Linked DNA regions of Homo sapiens: region 1 is linked to region 2. A link is a contact called in ENCODE Hi-C data. All regions are on one chromosome and are shown on one strand. Each heading gives the region's core, a stretch centred on a gene start or an enhancer-like site at or near the end of the contact. The rest is flanking DNA. Distances are from core to core; before and after follow the strand shown. Region 1 has its middle 9.9 kb from the start of MAF. Region 2 has its middle 21 kb from the start of HCCAT5.

Region 1 (5,475 bases), core at 2,349-4,848, 6.5 Mb before region 2:
ATGCTCACGCTCTGATCTTTTCTCCCTTGTGCCTTTACCCCAGTCATTTTTACTTAGCAACACCAATTCTAGATACTTCTGTTCTGAAGTAGAACCACCCCCTTGCCACACTGCCAGTTTTCCTGCTAAAAGCAGTGGACAGAAGACAGATCATGGTCACCCTCACAAACATGGCACACAGCTGTCTCGGTAGCTGCATTCCCAGCATGTCCTGGTCTAAATATCTAGAGTTGCCTATGACACGTTCAAAGGTTCCCAAGCACAGTACATTGGGAGGCTTTTGCTGCTGTGGCCGTTGTTTTCGTTTAGGCCAACTTACTTCCGTATTCACATACTCTTGGCTTTACGAAATACACTCCTCCAGTCTACTAGGCCAATCAATATATTTAAAAGTCTGATTGCCACATAAGTCTCTCTCTCTCTCTTTTTGTTTTTTGTTTGTTTGTTTTTTTCTGTTTTGGCTGCCGGTAGTTAAAGACTGAGATAGGTTGGAAGACTAAAATACAGGAGTACATGAGTGACAACCTTCAGCCGTCTGATTTCCATGCCGGTAAAACACACAACCAAGCTCTTCTTAGCGCTGCTAATATAAACATTCACTAAGAGGGAATAGGAAGTGAGATTTACCAGCTTCACTTTGCTGATTTGCAAGGTTCCCCACTACGATTCACTGTCATTTGATTTTTGAAAAATAATTTTGTCCGTCTCTTTGAAGAAATGTCTTAGTTCTTTTATTTTGTTTGTTTGGTTTTTTTTAGAGAAGTTTTATCTGCAGTGATAGGCTACAATTTTTATCTCCGCTGATTATTTGTCAGGATGCTGAATGAATAATTTGGTCCTGTGCCTTCCTTGTTGTTCTGAGGAAAATAAGAGAAACTTGGAAGTTTGTTTCACTCTTAGCCCATCCTAAATCTAAAAGAAGATGTCCCAGGTCCAGGCAGGCCATGTAGTAGTTATAAAGGAGGTGGTCCAGGTCCAGCCACCTCAATCAGGATTTGTTTGTTTTGAAGCATTTGCTTAAAAGCGGAGCAAGAGTCTTAACCCAACTTGCCATAACACTGCTTTTCTCGCTTTTGATGTAAATCTTCAAAATTCAGACATCAAACAGCCCCAGAAAAGGGGAATTCTCTCCAGGCATTGCTCCGCCCCAGCTCCTGAACAAACCCAGCTCTGTCTAGCATTTTTTTCCCTAGCGGGGGTAGGGGACAGGGTGAGAGAATTTCAGTCTCCCAGGCTGTCTCATGATTGTTAGGGCATAAAGAAACACAGTCCTGCCACAAATTGGGAGCATCTTTACCCTTTAGAGAGAAACAAAACAAAACTAAACAAACAAATCAAATTGCTTTGCATGAAGGCGTAGCAAATAAAATCTCGGGCTCCCTGTTCCCTGCACCATTTGTAGGAGGTGAGAAATGAGGGAAACAAGAGAAAGGGGAACTTTAAAAGCGGGAGGCCCAGAAATAATCCCTGTTACCAGTCTGAATTTCACTTGCTCCGTGGCTAACGTCAGACCTAGTGTGCATGTATGCCAGAAGTAAACTAGGCTCGGCTGTCCATTTCTTTAAAATATGTTCACATGTTTCCTTTTTGAAAACAATTTTGGGGACTAAACCCAAATGGAGAGATTTGAGGAAATCGTTAATGTCTTAACATTTGAGTATATTTATAAATGTATCAGTCTGTGATTCATAATGGTGACATTTTGGACCAGCCAGACATGTTGTACCAATATTTAAATGGTCACTGCAATAGTTTTATGACATCGTGACAGTATTTTATTGTTTAAATTCGAAGGCCCTCTGTGTGTTTTCCGTAAGTCTGCCCGAAGGAAAAAGGCTGAGATGGGAAGAGCAAACCAACGACGCACAGAAATAAGATCTTTCTATGAATTTTCATCAGAGTCGTACAGTTTTAAGAAACTCATAAAACACATTTTCCACGACTATGACTGGAATGCACAGTTCCTTACACAAATCGTAGCCTCTATTGAGCACCTCTTCTCTTGTTCAACACAATTCGTTTCCTTTTCCTTCCTTTTTACTAAATAACAGTTTTCCCTATAATTAGAACTGTGGATTGCAAAATCACATTCCTCTCTTCTACAGAGATGCACCTTAGATCTTTAGTTACAATTAGAAGGAGCATTAATTCAAGAAAGGAGGATGAAGGAGTCGTGTCTGCTGAGCTTTGGGAAAAAGAGTGGAAGGAGAGGAAGGAGTTTTCTGTATTTTCCCCTGCACTCCTCAACCTGCCCCTCACCCCTCAACCCAGGCCTTGGTGTGAGCTGCAGACCAGTGATTCGCATTCTGAATTTCTCTATTCTAAATATTCTGATTACCAGCCTTGACCGTTTCCAAGCTGAGATTCCAAAGAACTATTTTTTCCTTGTGGTTGGTCCTTTCCGTTAGGGAACAGGAGAAGCGATGAAACCTTATAGAACTGGATAGGAAGGAGAGAAAATCACTCTCCTTCCAGAATCCCCAACAAGGATTGTTGTAAAGGGAACACTGGCCTGAAAAATTAGGTCAGGAGTTCAGAGTCCCTTTTTGCAACCTATAGTTGCCCTGGTTCTCTATATGACCTCATCCACTTCTTGAGGCCTGTAGAAGTGCGTTTCTGACTTTTGTTGGAGGAATTCTGCAGAAGGAAAGCAGGCCGAGGATCCCAGGACAATAGGCAACCCCAAACTAGGCCCAGAGAGCAGAGGAGAGGAAGGGACCTGCCTGCAGAGGCTGGGAGAGTATGGCCCAGACTTTAACACAGGCCAACCTTGGCTTATGACCTCCAGTCACCAGGGGTCAGCTCCAGGTCATTCTCAGAGTCCCCCCAAAACCTCCCACCAAGAAGGATCTGTTTGCAGGGTGACTGACAAGCCGCTGACAGGTTGTGAGCTCTCCACAGAGTCCTAGAAACAACAGTGACGTCCTTAGCACCAGGGTCTGCACCCTTCCCACCTGACTCCTGTCCAATCCCAGTGTCCTCTCCATAATTTCTGACACCTTTTCCTTCCATGCCTGGTCATCCAGGGCCATGAAAGAGCCTCAAAAGTCACTGTCCTCAGGCCAACAAGTGGCAGAAGCTGAGATCTGGGACCCAATAAGTCACCTCCGCCCCACTTTAAGTGTAGACACAGACAGCGCTATGCAGAGGGTCCGGGGAGCATCACTGGAAGCTCAGCTGGAATCTTTAAAGCTGGCCAGAGCTTTTGGTGCAATGGTCTTGAAGCCTGGAATGAAGGAGATGTAGGCAGAGAGGATGCTGAGTTTGTCCCCTCTCCCATTTTCTAAGAACAACCCTCCCTCCATGCCCCCCCATCATCCCCCCCTCCGCCAACCTGGCCCGGGACAGGAACACCGCATCCCAGTCCTTTATGCATGGGTTCTGCGGGGCCCAATAGCCCTGGACATCACTGCCCGAGCCTGGTGGCTGCAGCTGCGTGGGGCTGGGTGTGCTCCCCACCCTCTGAGGTCCCCCGAGGGGCGTACAGTAGGTGCGCAGGGACTGGAGCCCAGACAGAGGGGGCGGGTCCCGAAGATTGCCTGAAGCTACCGAGTCCCTCAGTCCTGGGCCGGGCCTGCAGTCCCAGACCCGCGGCAGTGCCCAGGGAGCCGGTGCGCTCAGACGCCAGCAACGCAGCGCCCCTCGGAGATGCCCACGACGCCGCCCGGCGCCCGGGGGCGCTAATGACGGCCACACCCAGCGCGCCCCAGGGCCCCGCGCCCACCCAAGCTCCCGCACCCCTGCAGGAGCTCGGATTGTGTTCAAATTTGGTTTAAAAAGTCAAAAGGACTGCCCTAGCGCGAGCGAGCTCCGGGGGATATCAAAACTCCCCGGTGCGCCGCTCTCCTGGGTGGGCGGGCGCCTGGAGGGAGGGAGCAAGACTCGGTCCCGCAAGGCTCCGCCCTTCACCTTGAGACCCCCTCACTCCACCCGATCGCGGCCCCAGGAACCCTCTGTAAATAAGATCATCGGCTCCAGATCATTTGATTTTTCTTCTATTAGTTTTCCGGCCCATTTTCCAGATTTTTTTTCTTTTTTCTTTTTTTTTCCTGCTTCGGTTAGAGACAGAGTAAGAGGGAAAAAGAGAAAGGCAAGCGGGAAATCCAGATAGCATGTTTAAAAATCTTTATGGAAATCTCGATACGGTTTGGGGTTTCCGTGGTGTAGTTTGATGCACATTATAAAACAAAGTCAGTCAAGCAAACTTTATGAGGATTGCTCCAACAGCGCCAGGATGAGGGTCCTGCCTGCATTCTTGGATTTCATACAGTTCTAGACACATCTCAGGCATCCAGGAACTGTCTCAAGAGGACAGACTTTTAAAACCACTAATTTCAGAAAGCATCTTTTCCATGAGGGGCCTTTTTCTTAGAGGGACCCTCGGTTTGTGAGAATACTTAAGTTAGGCAAGTATCGTTACACCTTAAAAAAAATCTACTTTTTACTCTCTCCCTCTCTCTTAGGGAAGGATTTATTCATGCACAGATAGATACATTGAAACTAAAACAAACATGTCAGTATCTGAGATGCTTTTTACACTGTCAGATTTTTTATGTAAATCTTGTTTTTCATAGAAGGCGGAAAAACCCTCGGTAATCTTTCTAAGATTTTATCTGTTAAAAGGTGATGTTTGTGTCTTTCCATCTTCAGGCATTCACTCCAATATATTTTTTCATCTGGCTTAAAAAATTTATTTATTTATTTATTCATTTATTTTTTCCTGGGACCCTTTAACACATTAGGGAGGGGGCAAGCTATTAAAAGATAAATCTGGCCCGGTGTGGTGGCTCATGCTTGTAATCCCAGCACTGTGGGAGGCCCAGGTGAGCGGATCACCTGAGGTCAGGAGTTTGAGACCAGCCTGGCCAACCTGGTGAAACCCGGTCTCTACTAAAAATACATAAGTTAGCAGGACGTGGGGGCACGTGCCTGTAATCCCAGCTACTCAGGAGGCAGAGACAGGAGAATCGCTTGAACCTGGGAGGCAGGAGAATCACTTAAAACCTGGGAGGCGGAGGTTGCAGTAAGCCCAGATTGCGCCACTGCACTCAAGCCTGGGCAAAACAGCAAGACTGTATCTTAAAAAAAAAGAAAGAAAGAAAGAAAAGAGAAAAATCTACAGTTCCCACTTTATGAAATAAAAATGATCCGAAAGGCAGACTTCATCAGTCAACTCTGTCCTTTGGTAGACATGCGCAGAGCCTGGGCTGAAACTGCTGTCTTAGGGCAATCTTCCCACGTAAAAGGCAGGTAAGCTCCCTTTGCCAGACTTTCTGTGACTCGGAGCAGTGTGGAGACACATGCTGACAGCCTGCAACACGTTTTCAGGTTGCGATCCCCATGTAAATTTACTGCACTGTGCAGGTAATGAGCCCTTTTAAAATCTTCCCTGGAATATCAGTGCATGCTCCTGTACTATTTAAAGAACTCTTCAATTGTTAGGTAAACAGATCCAAGTGTAAGAGCTATGTGCTC
Region 2 (5,289 bases), core at 1,806-4,305:
GGTTGGGAGTTTGAGACAAGCCTGGCCAACATGGTGAAACCCTGTCTTTACTAAAAATACAAAAATTAGCTGGGCATGGTGGCAGGTGCCTATAATCCCAGCTGCTTGGGAAGCTGAGGCAGGAGAATCACTTGAACCCAGGAGGTGGAGGTTGCAGTGAGCTGAGATCGTGCCCCTGCACTCCAACCTGGGCAAAAGAGTGATACTCTGTCTCAAAAAACAAAACAAACAAAATCCAGCAAGTCCTTGGCCTATGACATTTAGAAGTTTAAAATTAGAACTTGTACAAAATGTTTAAAGCCTGTAGGAAGTTCTAGATTTCCAGCATATCTGAAGAGGATTTAGATCCTGTTGATCCTGGAGAGACATATCTATGACCGACCTCTTCCACCACACCCCTCCCTGCTGTCTTTATACTTTGCTGAAGGAACAGGTCTCTAGAAGGTAGCCTCATAATAACTGGATTCTCTTCTGACTGGCTGCCAGGGCCATTTCAATGGGCATAGTACTAGAAATGTGTCTTAAGTAATAGGAGGCTGGGCACGGTAGCTCACGCCTGTAATCCTAGCACTTTGGGAGGCCGAGGCAAGCAGATTGCCAGAGCTCAGGAGTTTGAGACCAGCCTGGGCAACACAGTGAAACCTCGTCTCTACTAAAATAGAAAAAATTAGCCGGGCATTGTGGTGCATGCCTGTAATCCCAGCTACTTGAGAGGCTAAGGCAGGAGAATCGCTTAAACCCGGGAAATGGAGGTTGCAGTGAGCCGAGATTGTGCCAATGCACTCCAGTCTGGGCACAGAGTGAGACTCCGTCTCAAATAAAAAAAAAAATAGAAAAAGAAAGAAAGAAAGAAATAGGAATGCGCTGGGCACAGTGGCTCATGCCGGTAATCCCAGCACTTTGGAAGACAGAGGTGGGAGGATACTTGAAGCCAGGAGTTCGAGACCAGCCTGGGCAACATAGCAAGACCCTGTCTCTACAAAAAATTTGTAAAACAAATTAGCCTGGCATGGTGGCATGTGCCTGTAGTCCCAGCTACTCAGGAGGCTGAAGTGGGAGGACTGCTTCAGCCCAGGTGTTGGAGGCTGCAATGAGTTATGATCATGCCACTGCACTCCAGCCTGGGTGACAAAGCAAGATTCTGTCTCTAAAAACAAAGAAATAGGAATGAACCCAAACACTGAAGGCAGGTACTATATTAACATTCAGAGTCCCACCTCTAGGTCTTAGTAGGGTCTTCCAATAGGATCCTATATTTTTGATTTTCCTTTTTTTTTTTTTTTTTTGAGACGGAGTTTCACTCTTGTTGCTCAGGCTGAAGTGCAATGGCACGATCTCGGCTCACTGCAACTTCCACCCCCTGGGTTCAAGCGAGTCTCCTGCCTCAGCCTCCTGAGTAGCTGGGATTACAGGCGCCCCCACCACGCCTGGCTAAATTTTGCATTTTTAGTAGCAATGGCGTTTCACTGTGTTGGCCAGGCTGGTCTTGAACTCCTGACCTCCAGTGATCCACCTTCCTCCCAAAGTGTTGGGATTAAAGGCGTGAGCCACCCCACCTGGCCTACATTTCTGATTTTCTATCCAACCCAGTGGTGAACATACCCATCGAAGTACTCATGCCCTCCAGGTAGAATCCCACCTTTCTGAGTGCTGGGGATTATGAATTTACCCCTAAGTAATGACTACTTAATTGTCTCACTCTCATGTGACCCTTCATATCTTCTTCCATGTCCCACTTCCAAGCTAAAAGGGGTATCATCCCACTCAGAACAGCCTAGGGTGGGAGGTGGAAGCAATGGGGCCCATCAGTGTCTGCCTTGTGCCCCTTGGCCTGAGACAGCTGTTCCCTTTGATTCCCAGTGGTGTCACCCTGTGGCCTCACTACCTTGCTGTCCGCTTTCAAAGCAGTTTCCAGGCACACCCTATCTCCACCTTTCTGTGAGAATAAATAAACACTTTGAGGCTCCCATGTCTTTATTAAACATTTCCTCTAAACTGCATGCTCTGGCTCTGTGCCCACGTGCACCAAGAAAGCTGCCCAGGAGCAGCCAAACCCCAGAGCCCTGCCTGCTGGTTCTTCCTATAAATAGGCCTTTGAACAGGCAGGAGGCACCTGCATGGACTGCCACTCCTCCCCTCCTCTCTGCATCCTGGCTTTCCCAGCTCCCCGGGTCTCAGGCTGGGAGGATGCTGAGCAGCCTCCCCAGCCCCTGATAGAATGAGCAGCAGTATCGGCGGCGGCGGCGGCGGCGGCAGCAGCAGCAGCAGCAGCAGAGAAAAGACCAGGAGCGAGTTGCACGTGCTCCCTCCCTCCCTCCCTCCGCTCAAGGCCAGGAGCTGCTGGGACCTGTGGTCTGGCAGTGGGGAAGGCAGGGGAGCCTGGTCAGCAGCAGGGTGGGAAAACGTGGAATGGAGACTAGAAGAAGAGAAGCTGTACATAAATAAAGAAAGAAAGCATGTTTGACCAAACCCCCAACACCGAAATCTCGAAGCTCAGTGGAGCAGGAAATTGAATGGCTGGACTCCGCAGCCTTGCCTGGCCCTCCTCCCCCTACCCCTGGCCCAGAAGACTTTTTAGGCCTCCAGACTTTTTTTTTTTTTTTTAATTTAGAAATCTCAAATCTAGAGAGAAAGAGGAAAGGTGTTTTTAAAAGAGTGAGGGCTCAATGGCCACAGATCTGAAAAAACTGAAAAGCGGGGGGCGGGGGGGAGGGTTGGGGGGCGGGGTAGGGGAGGGAGAAAGAAAAGGGCACCCAGATGTGTGTGTGTGTGTGTGTGTGTGTGTGTGTGTGCGCGCGCGCGCGCGCGCGCGCGCAAGACGGTCTAGGAACCAGCCCGCAAGGGGAAAAGAAAACAAAGGAAAGTGTGACATGAGAAAGACAGAGAAATAAGTGGTGGAAGGCGTGAGTGGTGGGGGAGGGGACCGGGCGCTGGAGAGAGGCAGAGAGGATGGATACCGGAATGCAGGCGGCCTGGGGAGGGAGGGAGGCTCACATGTGCGAGAGAGAGAGAGAGAGAGACAATGATGTCAGCATTTCCTTCTGGATTGGTCACGTGGTCCTTGCCAGGTAAACAGACTGGAAATAGACTCCATAAAGGCAGTGCCTGCCGAGGGAGGGCGGGAGACGAATCCCGCTTCACCCTTTCCTCTCTGCTGCGTCCTCGGCAAGCAGGTTTTCACGTCTGCGACAAGGTGGTCTCAGAGTGGAATTGCATTCTTACAAGTCAAGGAATATGATTCGGAGAGGAAAAGCTATTCGCTTTTATAATTAGCTCAAGGGGTTTGGAAACATTTTGATTAAAAAAAAATAATAGAGGTGGGGACAAATGTGAATCTAAGCTCAGATGCTATGAGTGTCTTGGGCCAGGGATAGCTTATCTTTGTGTCTTCTTTGGAAGGGGCTCAGATGGATCTAGATTAAGGATGAATTGCACGGCCGCAGTTTAGAGTGAAAGGATCAGATGCAATAATTATCAACATTAGGAAACAGAAAATGCTAACAGATTCAATGAGAATACATTAAAAGAGTTTGATACAGTTCAGTGTGTGACCCTGGTGCCCCAGGAAGGAATGGAGACCCCACAACAGAAAAGAAGTTGAAAAAAGGTACAATGACTTTCAAGCAGTGTTCTTTAAAAATGGTATGAAAGGATTCTCAAGCAAAACATGGCAGGAGTTCGGGGCACTTTAAAATGGGAAAGGGACCTCTGGAAACTTTATCTGAAAGCAAACTGAATGAAGCAGGTAATTTTTCCACCTGGAAAGCTCTAGAATCCAAAATGGTAGTGGGAGGAAGAAGTGTATGGATCTTTCTTCAAATGCCTGGAAATAAGGCTTTTGCGTCCATGATGAAATATCTCATTTAGATCACTCTTCGAACAATTTTGGATTGACAGGATATACCATTATGACCAGTTATTTTCTGACCGGGTGGAAATTTGGCCAAAGCCCGTGGGAAGTGGAGTGACCAACTCAGTTTTTCAGAAATGAGTGGGTTCCTAAGATGCAGTTTTAAATGTGGGACAGTCTTAGGTAAACTGGGACCAGTTGGTCACCTTAGTGGGAAGCTAGGAGTCCTAGTCTAGTCTTCATGAATATAATGAGACAATTCACCCCTTCCCCTTCTCTACCCACCAAAAAATAAAACAAAACCACCTTTCATTCTGTTTTTCTCTCATTTCTTATTCTCTCCCTCATTTCTTTTGCTTAATCTTCCCTGATCAGTTTATAGCACTGCATGGCTAATTTGGGTGTGCACGATTCTGTAGACGGACACGTGAGCTGGCAGAATATAGCTAAACTGAACAGTTGGCTTTAGTTGCACCTGGGAAAAAGGAGGGGAAAAAACAAGTGTGCATCATTGCTTCTTCTTTTGCTTCCCCCCTGCCACCCGCTTAACATCCCTTATTGGGGGAGAGGGTGAGAGGCCAGTCAGTATGCACAAGTGTACTTTCAGCCCTCGGGTTAAAAGACAGATATTTGATACCCCTCTCTGTTAACAAAATACGTCACTCTCAAGACTCCCAGCCCAGAGTTATTTTTGCAGCATTATGTAATTGGATTGCCTAGTCAGAAGTACTTCCTTAACAAGGCTTTCAGCAACCTCTCCGTGTGGGCCTGGCCAGTCCTGCCCAGTTACACACACTCATACTTGGGCAGCATCAGTCAGAGTCAACCCAGCCGAGCACGGCGAGGAGTGATCAGCCCATACCACTGGACTGACCACCCTTCCCCCTTGTGCAGTTGCGCCCAAAGGGGTGGTCAGTACCCGCAGTGCGCATGGAGGCCAGAGTTGGTGGACGACCATCAGGTGGCCAAACCTCAATATTGGCAAAGCAGGCATCATCTTTGTTTCAAGGGAGCTGTGGAGCTGCCCCACCCACAGCCTTCCCTACCTTAGGGCCTGCAAGTGGAGCACTCAAGTGACCAGGAGTTCCCAAGGGGCCTGCCTTTGGATGTCTGTCTCTGCCTGCTCTTATTCCCTGTCTACTGGATTTCCTCATATTTTTTCATGAGCAGTTGGTCATCTGATCATCCCTTCCTGTTAGCCCTGCTGACTCACAGAAGTAAGGAACTTGTCTGAGCTTCAGACACAGTCAGAAAATTTACAAAGAAAAACAAAAAGGCCTGGTATGAACTTCCCTAGTATGGCCAGCCGAGGCTGGAAAACCAAGGGGCACACCAGGCAATTGTTACATGGGTTCCAACCCTGTAATCCTAGGATTTTGTTGATATTTCTCTATTGCATTGTCCCTTTTGGCCTTTTTCCCTTTAGTGAATAACATGGG

The links. Hi-C counts contacts between places; a loop is a spot of excess contacts on that map. Pooled maps may share reads with other maps.
Region 1: a map of psoas muscle shows a loop between it and region 2 (34-fold over the local background). The contact joins two enhancer-like sites. A Hi-C loop is called at or near these places in 1 of 168 maps with a recorded cell type or tissue (psoas muscle) and 2 of 50 pooled maps.

The regions. Positions count from the first base shown.
Region 1 is chr16:79,588,059-79,593,533 of GRCh38, reverse strand. It overlaps a transcript of MAF not described here. Among named protein-coding and RNA genes, the nearest start is that of MAF, 9.9 kb to the left of the region's middle. Within about 2 kb of position 3,598, at least 11 of the 41 ENCODE cell types and tissues checked have a DNase peak (open chromatin) inside an H3K27ac peak, as active enhancers do; they include psoas muscle, where a contact is called at or near this core.
Region 2 is chr16:73,068,442-73,073,730 of GRCh38, reverse strand. It overlaps a transcript of ZFHX3 not described here. Among named protein-coding and RNA genes, the nearest start is that of HCCAT5, 21 kb to the left of the region's middle. Within about 2 kb of position 3,055, at least 32 of the 41 ENCODE cell types and tissues checked have a DNase peak (open chromatin) inside an H3K27ac peak, as active enhancers do; they include psoas muscle, where a contact is called at or near this core.